2 separate regions of the Homo sapiens genome follow, and region 1 is linked to region 2. The links are chromatin contacts, found by Hi-C or POLR2A ChIA-PET in ENCODE. All regions are on one chromosome and are shown on one strand. The core of a region is the stretch at or near the end of the contact, and the rest is flanking DNA. Distances in the headings are between cores, read along the strand shown. Region 1 has its middle 25 kb from the start of IL22. Region 2 has its middle 31 kb from the start of LINC02384.

Region 1 (6,922 bases), core at 3,029-5,528, 200 kb after region 2:
GTGTAACTATGAAGTGACTCTGTTTCAGTCTATGCTTTTCTTTCCATCTGGCCTTTCCAAGTCATAGCAGCCTCCCCCATCTTCTTTGATAATTTAGCGAGTTTCACTAAGTACTTGATAACTATCCTTGCATGCACACTGGTTTCATATGTGGCTGATTTTTGAGAATGTGGCATTGCCAAGGTGCTTGTGAAACTAGGCCAATCAAATGTATTGATTCCAATAAAGTTCTTATTAAATTGATTCCTCCTTATATAATTGTGAAATGGCCATAGAAACACCACTAGAGTTAAGCATGCGCAATTTCCTTAAATGGGATTCTCAGATAAGCATCAGCCTCTTAGAGCTTATGATATCTGAGAAAATAACAGCTAAACTCCCCTGCACTGATGTGGCAGTGAAATGATTTCTCTGGTAGTGGCTCATTTCTTAGTTACCAAGTAAAGTATTTACGGAATCTTCCCTTAGGTACAGATATTACGGTTAACATGAACAATGAGATGAGAAAATTGAGGAACCAAGGTGATTACAAAACAGCTAAAGCCAAACTGGCTGTTTGGCACCCACATTGAAAAGATTTTCTGAAGTCTAATGATTTAACTGGTTGTAAAAGATGTGCTGAGTTCAATCAAAGATGTCCAAACTTAGTTTAGATTTTCTTTCACACGGGATTAAATTGCTCTAAGTGGCCTGTTTCCTGCTGTGCGGGGTCCCCCTCCAGGTTTGCATATGAAGAGTAGGTTCTCTTGGGAGACTAGCCTCACTCACATGCACACCTTCACTCACATGGCTCCATCAGGAGCTGTGAAAATGGGGGTTTTACTGTTTAACTTAAAATATGAGTTGAAATGGAAAATAAAATAAAAGGGAGATAGTGCAAGTATCCGATATCCCTCCTTCAAAATGCAACAGGACGCCAAGGCAAGAGGATTGCTCGAGCCCAGGAGTTTGAGACCAGCCTGGGCAACATGGTGAGGCCCCATCTCAAACAAACAAACAAACAAACAAACAAACAACAACAAAACCTTGCAATGATGTGCAGCCTTGATGAGATAGAGAACAGGCTCCCTTTAGTACAGGCCAAATCACATGAATGGTTTCTATTTACTGGGCACTTACTATGTGTCAGACATTGTACCAAATGCCTGAATGAGGATAATCTTATGTACTTTTGCCTATTATTACCTGTATTTTACAGATGAGGAAACTGAGGTTTACAGAAACTGAGTAACTTCGCCAAGTCCATATCCTTCATAAATGGTGTAGTTGGGGCTGCAAGCCATGCCTAACTGGCCTTGGAGACCAGGTATGTTGCTGGTCTTGAGCACCATGGTATATTGCTTCTCATAGAAAATGTAGCCCATACACAGGCAGACTGAATCTGCAAGCTGCAGCCCCTTGACTGTAGAGTCCTGCTTTGTTCAGCTCTCCTGCACAGTATATTCCAGATTCCCCGTCTTGGGTGAGGGATTATAATGGCAGTTTATCTCCAACCACACACCAGTGCTCTCATGTCCTGCCTTCCCTTCAAATATGAAGTCTGCCTGTGATCTCATTCCTGTGTCTGAGCCGATAGAGCTCCTATTCCTGTGTCATTCTGTAAGTAGAGGCTCCTGTCCATCTGTCATGTAATAAACCTTCCTTCAGTGGGAAAAAGAGTGACTCAATAAATGTCCCTAGGAAAGCATAGTTCTGCAAGGCTTGGACAAATCCTTACCTGAGGATGTGATTTACTTGTTACAACGAAAGGAGGAGGCAAAAGCATGGGGTATTTTTTGGTCTTTATATCTTACTCTATGCCAACATTATAGTTCCTTAAAATTTAAATTCATTAATTCAATAAATAATATATACATATATAGTTCAAAATCAAAACAATATAAAGCAATTACATATAAAAACATATTTTATTTCTACCCTTGTCCCCATTCACCCTGATTCTCCCTCTAAATTAGTAAGCATTTTTATTAGTTTCTTGCATATTCATCTCATCCTTTTTAAATGCAAATATAAATACCTGTTTATTCTTTTTTTTTTTACACAAAAGCTGCACTCTGTCCTCACCTTTTTTACTCTAAGTATTTTAATAATACATAGAGAACATGCACTTTTTACTGTTTACATCTGCATAGTATTCCTTGTGTACCTGTCCCACAGCGTATCTAACCAGCCTCCATGAATGGGCGTTTAGGTTGTTTGCAGTCTTGTAATTACAAAAAACATTGCAATGAATTTGCTTATGCAGTGGTATCTGTAGGATAAACTCCCAGAAGTGGGATTGCTGGGTCGAAGAGTAAATGCGCTTTACATGGTTATTGCCAAATTGTCCTTCACAGGACTCTCCCACTAGCATTAGATAAGAGTCCCCTCCACTGCCCTGCCAATAGAGTGTGTTGTCACACTGGATTTTTGCCAATCTGATAGGCGAGAAATGGTTTCCTAGAGCAGTTCTGACTTAATAGTTGTTTTTTTTCATGACTGAGGTTGAGAGTATTTTCATATGTTTAAGGGTATATTTCCTTTCTGTGAAAAATATGTGTAGGGGAGTCTATGCCTGAGATGAGTTACAAATATTTTTGCTGGTTTGCCACTTATCTTTTGACTTTGCCTTGGTGTGTTATTATTATTACTACTCTTTTGCCTTCAGAGGGCCTTTGTTTGTTTATGTAGTTAAGCATCATTACTCTCTCATGATCTCTGGATTTTCAGCCATAGTTAGAAAGGCCTTCCCTACACTGATGTTACAAAGGGATTTGCCTGCATTTTATCATATTTTGACAATTCCTTTCCCCCTCATCTTTAAATCTTTGAATTATTTGGAGTTTATTCTGATGAGTATTACGTTAGTTATGGATCTAACTTTGTCCTTTTGCTCCTGACTACCCAATCGCCCCACCATTGTTCTATTTAAAAATCATCATGACTGATTTGGGATGCTGCCTTTGTCATATACCAAATCCCCATAGGCATTTGCTTATAATTCTGACTCTGCATCTTTTCCATTGGTCTATTTGTGAATTCATTTAGCAGTACCACTCTGCTTTAATTATTAAGTCTTTATAGCCTCAATAATATTTGGGGCCTTGTGATATTTCTTTTAGGGAAGAGAGAAAATCCTTTAGTGCTTTCAATGAGAAAGAGAGTGGCCCCTGTCAGTTATCTTGAGTATAAAAGTTTCACATTTTTGCACATCAATATATAGTAGGACTAGGCATTTCTATCACAAATCACCTTGCAAGGGAAGCAGCAGTTGGCCCTTACGTGCTTGGAGCTGGATGATACACGATGCTCCTTTTCACCCCCTAATTTGCCAGGAGGCATGAGGAGCATGTGAGTTTGGGAATGAGAGGGGTGGAGGCCTCCTGTCCTACTTGGATGCTTGAAATGATTCCAGGGAAGGAGCCGCATTGGAGGAGCACTGAGAAACCAATGCTGGGAATGTCTAATTGCTACCAAGTGGCATCTAAATTGAAAGCGTTATGCTTGATGCCTGTCTTGGAGTTCTAAACTTTTTGCTCACTGACTTTAAAAAATGTGCTATGAATTTAGAGCTCTGAACTTGGCTAACAAGCCCCCTAAACCATCTTTTTTCCCCCTAAACTATGTTCTCAAAAAACATAGCCACTGTGTGAGAAGCTCTCTGGATTGTCTTCAAGCAGGACAATTGTACACTCAATGATTTGCACTTCCAATAATGCTATAGAACAATGTTTAATTAAGAGAAAATGTATATGTAGCATGAACTACATCTGTGACTTTCCCTAAGGTGTATACAAACTGAGCTTGCCTTTTCATTCAACTACCATGATAATAACTTATTATGAGCCTGCTGCTGGCTTAACTATTTCCATGAATCCTCAAGCAGCCCTGATGGAGTTGGCTCTGAGGGTTTAATACCTTGCAAACTGCACACAGGAGCATGGCAGAGCTGTGTGTGCGTGCTTGGGTGACTGTGAGCTGAGCAAGGAGGTGGGAGTAGGAGTGGGCAGGAAACCCTCTATTCTTGATACTACAAATCTCTGAGTCATTTTCTTTCTCAGTAGGAGCCTTTGTTATTAATCCCTCGATTCTCTGCGGTTTGTTTTTAGCACACCTCAACCTCTCACAGTGGGAATGTCTCTCTCTTTCTTCCCATCACCTTCTCTTTCTCTTACTTTACAGTAGCAATTGTATCTTCTCTTATTCTCCTTCCAGATTGCTCTGATGTTTGAAGGAAGCTTCCATGGCTGTTCCGGGGTGTGGCAGGCGACCTCACAAAACTTGTTCTACATGTTGGCCAAAGATCTGCTAATTTCCTACTTAGGCAACATTGTACAATCCAGTTCTAACAGTAATAGAATTTTCTCTATAAACTCTTAAAGTGTTTTTAAAATTTATTTTTCTCAATAGAAGTAATATATACATTAAATAAATTTTAAACACTGAAGAAATATGTATTGTAAAAAGTGAAGGTGCCTCGTAATTCTACCTGCAGAGAAAACCACTTTAGTAGTCTAGTGATCCTCAATTTTTTTCAATAGGTATGCCAGCTAGATTCTTCTTCTTCTTTTTCTTTCTTTCTTTCTTTCCTTTCTTTCTTTCTTTCTTTCTTTCTTTCTTTCTTTCTTTCTTTCTTTCTTTCTTTCTTTCTTTCTTTCCTTTCTTTCTTTCTTTCTTTCTTTCTTTCTTTCTTTCTTTCTTTCTTTCTTTCTTTCTTTCTTTCCTTCTTTCTTTCTTTCTTTCTTTCTTTTTGACAATCTGGTTCTCTTGTCCAGGCTGGAGTGCAGTGGCGCTATCTTGGGTCACTGCAGCCTCCACCTCCTGGGTTCAAGCAATTCTCCTGCCTCAGCCTCCTGAGTAGCTGGGATTACAGGCACCCGCCACCATGACTGGCTAATTTTTGTATTTTTAGTAATGACGGAGTTTCACTATGTTGGCCAGGCTGGTCTCGACCTCCTGACCTTAGGTAATCCACCTGCCTTAGCCTCCCAAAGTGCTGGGATTATAGGCATGAGCCACAGCACCAGGTCAGATTATTCTTATTTTTCAAAAATGGGGTCACAGTATACACATGGCTTTTCATTTCGTTTTCTTCACTTTGGAAGCCTATCCAGCCTGTCCATATGTGGCAATTGCTGTTGTAATGATGAGGCAACATATTTTTGCTCCATTTCCATTTATCTCGTCTTTGGTCCCATCGCAAATAAAAAAAGTACACTGAAGTAAAAGTGAGGAGCCTTGGGTTTCTAGCATAGTTTTGCCACTAGCTAGCTGTGTGGCTACAGACAAATTGCTCAACCTCGTTGGTTTCAGTTTTCATTGTAAAGTGTTGGGAATATGATTTTAAAAGCCCCTCCTAGCTCTGTCAGATCAGGCCTATTGGTAATAGTATGTGTTGAGTACCTGCTATGTTCTAGGAACTGTTCTAGGTACTAAGAAAGCAGCAATGAATGTAGGAGAAGAAAACCCCTATCCTCACAGAGCTTTCATTTCAATGTTGAATGTATTCCCCTCTGAATAGCGCCACAAAACATCCGAAAACAAGTGCATCTTCTCCCTCCATTTCTTTACCCCGCAATTATTCTCCAACTCAGCAACTGAACTCTTGCTTCAAACCCTCCCACGAAAGTCCTCTAACAAATGCCAGCAATTAACCTTCTATTCACAACATCCAATGGATTCTTCTAGTCTGCATTTTACTTAAGCTCTAGGTGGAATGTAACACTATTATTTGTTTTCTTCTTAGACTGATTGTCTCTTTCAGCACTGATTTCTCTCAAGAATGACCATTCCTTTCCCTGAATAAATATGTAGTCAACCTTTATTATTTATGGAGTCTGTTTTTGCAAATTTGCCTATGCTAAAATTTATTTGTAACTCCAAAAGTGATCCTGATAGGGTTTTTGAGGTCACTCACAAACATGTGCAGAGGAGCACAAAATTTGAGCTTCCCGATGGGCATGCTCTCAGCTGAGGCTGACCAAGGTGATGCTTTGCTTTCCCGTTTCAGTTCCCATCCTATTAAGAAGTTTCCTTATTGCGGCCTATTCAGTGTGCATTTTCACATATTTGTGCTTTTTGTTGATGACTTTACTGTTTAAAATAGCCCCAGGCCTAGTACTGAAGTGCTGTTTAGTGTTTACAAGCACAAGAAAGCTATACTATGCCTTATGAAGAAAATAAGTGTTAGATAAACTTTGTTCGGGCATGAGTTCAACATTAATAAATTGACAATGTAGATTAAATATGTTATTTTTAAACAGAAACACACATAAAACAAGGTTACCACTGATAAGTTGGTGAAAACATCGTGACCAGAGGCTTGCAGGAACCTAACCCTGTATTTCCCCTAAAAGAAATGGTTCAGCATTTTCTAATTCAGGGTTCACAGTGGCTTCAGAGAATGTAACTGCCATGAATAATGAAAATCAACGTATTTTTAAATCCAACTTCTCTTTCCGTACTGTTCCTTAAATGTTGGCATTCCTTGGGACGCCCTCTTGGTCCCATTGCTCTTCTCATCCTGTGAATTCTCCAAGACTACCCCCTTCTCTCCTAGAAAGGACTCCAGACATGTATATCTAACTGCTGTATATGTGTATTCCATATTCCTGGCCCCAACTAAAAATCCCAAACTAGGAGTTCGAGACCATCCTGGCCAACATGATGAAACCCCATCTCTACTAAAAATACAAAAAATTATCTGGGTGTGGTGGCACGCGCCTGTAATCCCAGCTACTCAGGAGGCTAAGGCAGGAGAATCACTTGAACCCGGGAGGTGGAGGTTGCAGTGAGCCGAGATCGCGCCACTGTACTCCAGCCTGGGCAACAAAACCAAAACTCTGTCTCAAAAAAAAGAAAAAAATCCCAAACTACGCTTACTACCTCATTGATGTGTTCTTCCTTGAAGAGTCCCAATTTAATAAATGGTATCACCCAAGTA
Region 2 (6,639 bases), core at 2,582-5,081:
TGGCACAATCTTGGCTCACGGCAACCTCTGCCTCCCAGTTCAAGCGAGTCTCCTGCCTCAGCCTCCTGAGGAGCTGGGATTACAGACACCTGCCACCAGGCCCAGCTAATTTTTTGTATTTTTAGTAGAGACAGAGTTTCACTATGTTGGCCAGGCTGGTCTCGAACTCCTGACCTCAGATGATCCACCCGCCTCGGCCTCCCAAAGTGCTGGGATTACAGGCATGAGCCACCGCATCTGGCCCTGATTCCTTTATCACTGATAGCCATTTTAAGCTCCCAGCTTCTTGCAGAAGCTGTTCATAGTGCTTACCTCTAAAATGAGACTGAAGCAAAGGGTAGGTGGAAAAGGGAGCCCTCCATAGAGTCTTTTATAGTTATTTGTATAGTTGGATTTGTTATTTGATGACAATTAATACAACTTAAATTACCTGTAAAATTTAATAGGCAACCATTTCCCCTCCCCCAGCTCCCAAACTTTGGCAACCTTCTCGGTCTTCTCCAACCTTCTCGGTCTTCTCCTTTCTTCACCGGCTCATCACCTGTGCTCCAGCACCTAGCTTTCTTTGATTTGTCTTTGTTCCTTGAGAGTGCCATTCTTCTTTTCACCTGAGGGCCTTTGCATTTCTTGTTCTTTGTTTTTTTTTTTTTTTTATTGATCATTCTTGGGTGTTTCTCGCAGAGGGGGATTTGGCAGGGTCACAGGACAATAGTGGAGGGAAGGTCAGCAGATAAACAAGTGAACAAAGGTCTCTGGTTTTCCTAGGCAGAGGACCCTGCGGCCTTCCGCAATGTTTGTGTCCCTGCGTACTTGAGATTAGGGAGTGGTGATGACTCTTAAGGAGCATGCTGCCTTCAAGCATCTGTTTAACAAAGCACATCTTGCACCGCCCTTAATCCATTCAACCCTGAGTGGATACAGCACATGTTTCAGAGAGCACAGGGTTGGGGGTAAGGTCACCGATCAACAGGATCCCAAGGCAGAAGAATTTTTCTTAGTACAGAACAAAATGAAAAGTCTCCCATGTCTACCTCTTTCTACACCGACACGGCAACCATCCGATTTCTCAATCTTTTCCCCACCTTTCCCCCCTTTCTATTCTACAAAACCGCCATTGTCACCAACAGCTCATTGACAATGGCATTTCTTGTTCTTTAGGTCTGTAATGTTCTTCACAATTTTGCCTAGTTAGCTTTAACTCATCCTTCCGTGGCTCTCCATTTCTACAGCACATCCTCAGAGCAGCCTTCCATGAATTTCAGACAGGGTCATATCCCCTGGTATGTGCTCTTCTAATATCTTATATTTCTCTCTTGCACCATTTACCACACTTTTAATTAAATAATTAATTTTGAAAGTAGTTGTATAATTCCAGATGTGAGCTTCATGTTTGGTCAGGCAGTATGACTGTCTCATTTGCTGATTAATTCCAGGACCTAGCAGAGTACCTCATACATCATAGGCCTTTGAGAAACACTTATTGAAGGAATCAACAAGTAAGGGGATAATATTTTTTAAAGTATACGTCATGCATTTATTACCAACAACCCCCTCAACTCCAAAATCGGGCACAAGGATTGAAAATAAAAAATTCATTGCACTGCTTAGTAAAGCATTACTAGTAACTTTCATTAAAAATGGACAAACTTTGTTAAAAATTTATGAAGCCTTCAGATGATTTGGTTACAGATATTTGTAATATGTGCATTTAAAACTATATGTTAACTGATATAATGGAATATGATTTGAGGAAATGACTCAGCAAATGATTCTACAGACATCCTTGTGAGCATTCATAATCTGAAACAAACAGCAAAATGAGGTCACCAAATGTACCAACAGGGGGAAAATACTTTCTAATGAAGGCCTAAAGATATCTGTGAAAACTATTCTCTGAAGCGAGTTGGGAGATCTCATTCAAAATTATTGCAAGAGGGTCAAATGTAAGAATCTTGGGAAATCACATTTCAGAGAATATATAAAAATCTAAATAGGCTTTCACATTTTCCAGATTTTGCTCAATCAAAATTCAGGACAGAAAGTCCTAATATGAAATCTTGGGTACCCCCATCTGCTCCTAATGAATAAGAAGTATGTTAAAGACCAAAATTATTGGCATAATAATCCATTACATATACATCACATGTAGTGTAATCTTTATTTTTCTTATGAAAAAATCATGTTTAAAAATGGCAAAAAAGTACACATAGGCTGTTTTATATAGCTGTAAAAATTTATATCTGAACAGATCTAACATGATTCTGCTATACTCAGAATTCATTTTATGAGAACATGCAAGTAAAGTACTTTTTCTAATGTATATAAAGATACCTAATTAACAAGGCACACTGTACTAATGACTAGGAAAAGTAGCTTTTTCTCCCCCACCACCCTAAGAATTCTTGTCATGATTTCCCTTTTGCAGTAAAATTTTGAGAAGCAATTGGCAATTTAGGAGGTAACAGGGTATCTTTTGGTAAAATCTTGAATTGTTGAGCTCTTGGGACTGATCTCTCTTTGGGAGTGTCTTTTCTTTGCATGGGGCTTCTAGAGATGTGTTCAGATTTGCTTATTAAGTGTTTAGTGTGTATTAGATCACACATGAATGTGTCCTGACAAGCTCAGCCTAGCCACAGTGAGCAGCTTTGTGGCTAGCAAAAGAGAAAGAGCAGTTGATTTGTACCCAGCTGCTGTCACCTTGGTGATGTACCAGATAGCAAGCAAGCAGATGTTGGTTTGTTGCCTTTGTCCTCTTTCCTCCTAAAACAGTACTGGCGTTCCCACTTGAACACAGCTGTGAGTTTCTTGTGTGTTGTTATTTGTTTTTTGGTGTGAATTGTCATCTTTGATTTTTTTTTAACCCCCACACTCCCCCAGACAAGTCAAAACCTCCAGGTGAATGAGTTTTTTGGGGAGAATCTTAAGTATAGTTTCTGATTCCCCTAAACCTCTTCATGGAACCTTAGGGATCTTAGGCTCCTGGATTGGGAAATTTGAATTATTTTTCTGTTTCTGTTTTGTGCAGTGCAGGCAATGTGGTTCTGTAGTCCCCTATACTTGGAGTGAGTTCTGAGGATACCATCTGTAAAACGTCTCTTCTAGAATCCCCACTGCCTGAAGTCTGTAAAGGCCCTCTGCCCACGAACAAAGGAGGGACTTAATAACCCACTAAGGATTTTGGTAGGAAAAGGTAATTATTTCCCAAGATGAGGGCTGCCTGGGAGACTCTTCTGCTATCCCCAGGAGTCCCTTCCTCTATGCTGATTTCTAGGCTCCTATCATCCAACATCTTCAACTTCAGATGCAAGCTGGTCTCTTACTGCCTCCCTGGAGTTTTGTTGTTGGACAATTTCCTGTCCATGGATCCTCATGAGATTATGCTGAAATTTCATTCCCAATGTCATCAGGAATGAAACTAACCAAAATTGAACTCTAGAGAATGTGCTTTAATATCTAAGAACGCAGCTAAGTAATTGCTGTGTTCATCAGAGGAGGAAATCATTCACTATAAAATGCTGTAGGACAGACAACTCATTTTTAAGCAAGTTCATAATGGGAATTGCCTAAACAGAATTAAACTTTTATGGATTTTTTTTAAAAGAACCTATTTATTCATCAGACTTAAGAGAAACATTTCATTTCACTTAACTAAAAGGGCAGAAATTTTTGATGTCTCGATTACACAGGAAATGTGTTATGCACATGTTCATTAGAGTTTAATGGATGACTTCAGTTGTAAAAAAAGTTCGGCCATGTTGAGACTCTTGCTCAATGATCCCTGGTAAAATCCCCTTCTTGCTACTCACTCTGTAATCAGATGTTACATCTATCGACCCAATTCTTTTGAATGGTTTCTAAAAAGGAGAGGCCATTAGTTCAAATGTGCCATTTTCGCCTGTCAAAAGGCAATTTGCAAATGAACATTACACTCTAGGAAGCAGAGCTCTTCCATTCTCAGAAAAAAGTGATGATAATTGGAATTTGCATATGTTTCTTTTTTGAGAGACAGACCACAGAGTTTGTTTATGACTATCTTTAGCACCAACGGGAAGCTCATGATGAAATGGAGGGGAAAAGAGTTAAAATGTTTTAAAACTCATGGGAAATATGTTCCAAATGATCCAGGGGCTTTTAAAAGTCCATTTTAAAAACATGAGAATGGTGTAGCGTGGGGTTGTTTTTTCGGTAGCAGGGAAGGGCATCACTTTGCCAACTGCACTTTCTGGCCCTGGGATCAGCTGCTCATTATTTGTCTGAAGAATAACTGGGTGGGACCAAGGCTGCAGTCTTTAGCAGTGGAAAAGGTGATTCTTTGTGAAAAACTTAACTAGTTGGTAGAAAGGTCAAACCAGGAATGCTGACTCCTTAGCAGCCTAACCCTAACCTCAACACTAACTTGGTTTTTAAACAAGGTAGGTTTTTTTTGTTTTGTTTTTGAGACAGAGTCCCCCTCTGTTGCCCATGCTGGAGTGCAGTGACACGAACTTGGCTCACTGCAACCTCCGCCTCCCAGGTTCAAGTGATTCTCCTGCCTTGGCAGGAGTAGCTGGGATTACAGGCACCTGCCACTGCATCCAGCTAATTTTTGTATTTTTAGTAGAGACGGGGTTTTGCCATGTTGGACAGGCCGGTCTTGAACTCCTGGCCTCAAGCAATCCACCCATCTCAGTCTCCCAAAGTGCTAGAATTACAGGCATGAGCCACCTCAACCAGCCTAAACAAGATAGTTTTTATATGAATAATCTTAGATGACAGGTAAGTGTTCACAAGCATGTTTTCAAACATTCATATCAGCCCTTAAGGGGTTTACCAAGCAGTCTTCACTCTCTTACTTCCTCTAAGTCTCACATCTACACTTTAAGTTATCCCCATCAGTCAGAATAGGCCAGGTTATGCTGCTGCAACAAAAAAGCCTACCACCATGTGGTGTTGGTTTAGGGATTGCTGGTGGATGAAAAGAAAACCATTACCTGAGGCAGGAAGAATGTTTTTTTTTTTTTCCCTGTGCCCTGGGGACAGACAATCTTTGAGATGGTGGCTGCTCTGTCTGCTGAGCTCCTAGAGTGAGATGAGCAGCACACTCCAGCTGAACTGTAATGCAAATAAACTTAATTTTATAGCCAGTAAGATTCAGCAGCATAACCTGACTTATTCTGACTACTACAATATTTAGTGTAATTTTACCGATAAACAGACAAATTCTCATAGAGGTTAAATAGCTATCCCAAGACTCTAGGCAAGGGCAGGGAAACCATGTACAGCTTCTCTCTAACACATCAGGCTGACTCTTCCTTTGTGTCTGGCAGAGCCATGAAAGATCCGTTTTTTCCATCAGCTACTGAATTCTCATTCTAATGAAGTCATTCTGATCCCATGTGCCTCTGGGAATGAACGTGGTCTTTTGCAGACAGAAACATAACTTTTATTTGTTTGTTTAGCATTGCAGGTAGGATGACCAACCATCCTGGTTTGCTGAGGGATTTCCCAGGCATGGGAGCATCAGTGGTAAAATAAGGAAAGTCCCAGGAAAATTAGGTTGAGTTGGTCATCCTTATTGCTGAAGTGATTTCTCCTAGTAACACTTAGGAATTATGCAGCCTGGATTCCCACTGCACCTTGTAATTATTTCCATTATAATATTTATCACATTGTGTTTTAAATGACTCAGACTGTTCAGTGTCTATCTGTACACAAAGCCCTGAACTCCTGAGACCAAGAACTATTTCTTTTCCATTTTGTATTTCTAATACCTTGTATGGTGCCTGCCACTTCAAAGGAACACAATAAATATTTATTGAATGGATGAATGAATGTTATTTCTCTGTCGTTTTTCATTTCAAAAACTGGTGTGATGTAATTAGCTTTCTCCTTTGAGGATTGATTCTACCTAGATAATAATTCAGCTATAAAGAAAGCTAGGAATCTTTCTTAGCTGCAGCTACAAGCTTGCATAAAGCTTTCAGTGTGACCCATTGTGTAAAATTATATAAACTCAGCACTGGATTTCAGCATAAACCAATTCCTTTTAGACTGACTGAATAATTGAATCTCCTTGTTTGGCATTTGTTTAAAGAGAGAAGGTCATGGGACAAATGGTGGATATTTGAGGCTATGGAAACATATGTTATAAATTTGGTTTAGCTGTTTCTGGTAACTGGCATTATTGTGACTGAAGACCCAGGATTCCCCAGTCTGCCCTCCACCCTCGGGAATGCATAACTAGATGCTTTTCAAAAACCAGAGGCAGAAAGAAAATCGCCATGGGCACGCCTCACTGATAGACTGCATTCATGCCCAGTTAAGGAAAGCAAGCAGAGGACTGAGAGACTTGCTCCAGAGAGTCAGACCCAGGGCTCATCCAGTTGAATCTTTTCATAACAGGCCTAAGAGGTGTGCTGAGAAAGCTTGGTGGTTCTTGACTCTACTTACATACTAACTCCTCAGACATCTTTGCTAATCACCCACAGAGGCTCTCTCCTAAGTGACTAAGCTTTTCTGAGAAGTGACTTGAATTCTATGAAGAGGCCCTCTGGATTGGTGGAAAAATCATGGAACCTGTTTTAGGGGACTTAAAAAAATCCCCATCCTCAGTTTCCTCATCTGTAAAATGGGTTTCATTTTACTTACCTTTCTTACTTC

What was found. Hi-C counts contacts between places; a loop is a spot of excess contacts on that map. ChIA-PET counts read pairs that join two places held with the same protein, here RNA polymerase II (POLR2A). Pooled maps may share reads with other maps.
Region 1: a loop to region 2 is called in a pooled map, with 6 times the contacts of the local background. The contact joins two enhancer-like sites. A Hi-C loop is called at or near these places in 5 of 50 pooled maps. POLR2A ChIA-PET finds 5 or more read pairs at or near these places in 2 of 52 experiments (Panc1 and activated B cell).

What each region holds. Positions count from the first base shown.
Region 1 is chr12:68,275,032-68,281,953 of GRCh38, reverse strand. No RefSeq gene overlaps it. Among named protein-coding and RNA genes, the nearest start is that of IL22, 25 kb to the right of the region's middle. Within about 2 kb of position 4,278, at least 2 of the 41 ENCODE cell types and tissues checked have a DNase peak (open chromatin) inside an H3K27ac peak, as active enhancers do.
Region 2 is chr12:68,478,928-68,485,566 of GRCh38, reverse strand. No RefSeq gene overlaps it. Among named protein-coding and RNA genes, the nearest start is that of LINC02384, 31 kb to the right of the region's middle. Within about 2 kb of position 3,831, at least 7 of the 41 ENCODE cell types and tissues checked have a DNase peak (open chromatin) inside an H3K27ac peak, as active enhancers do.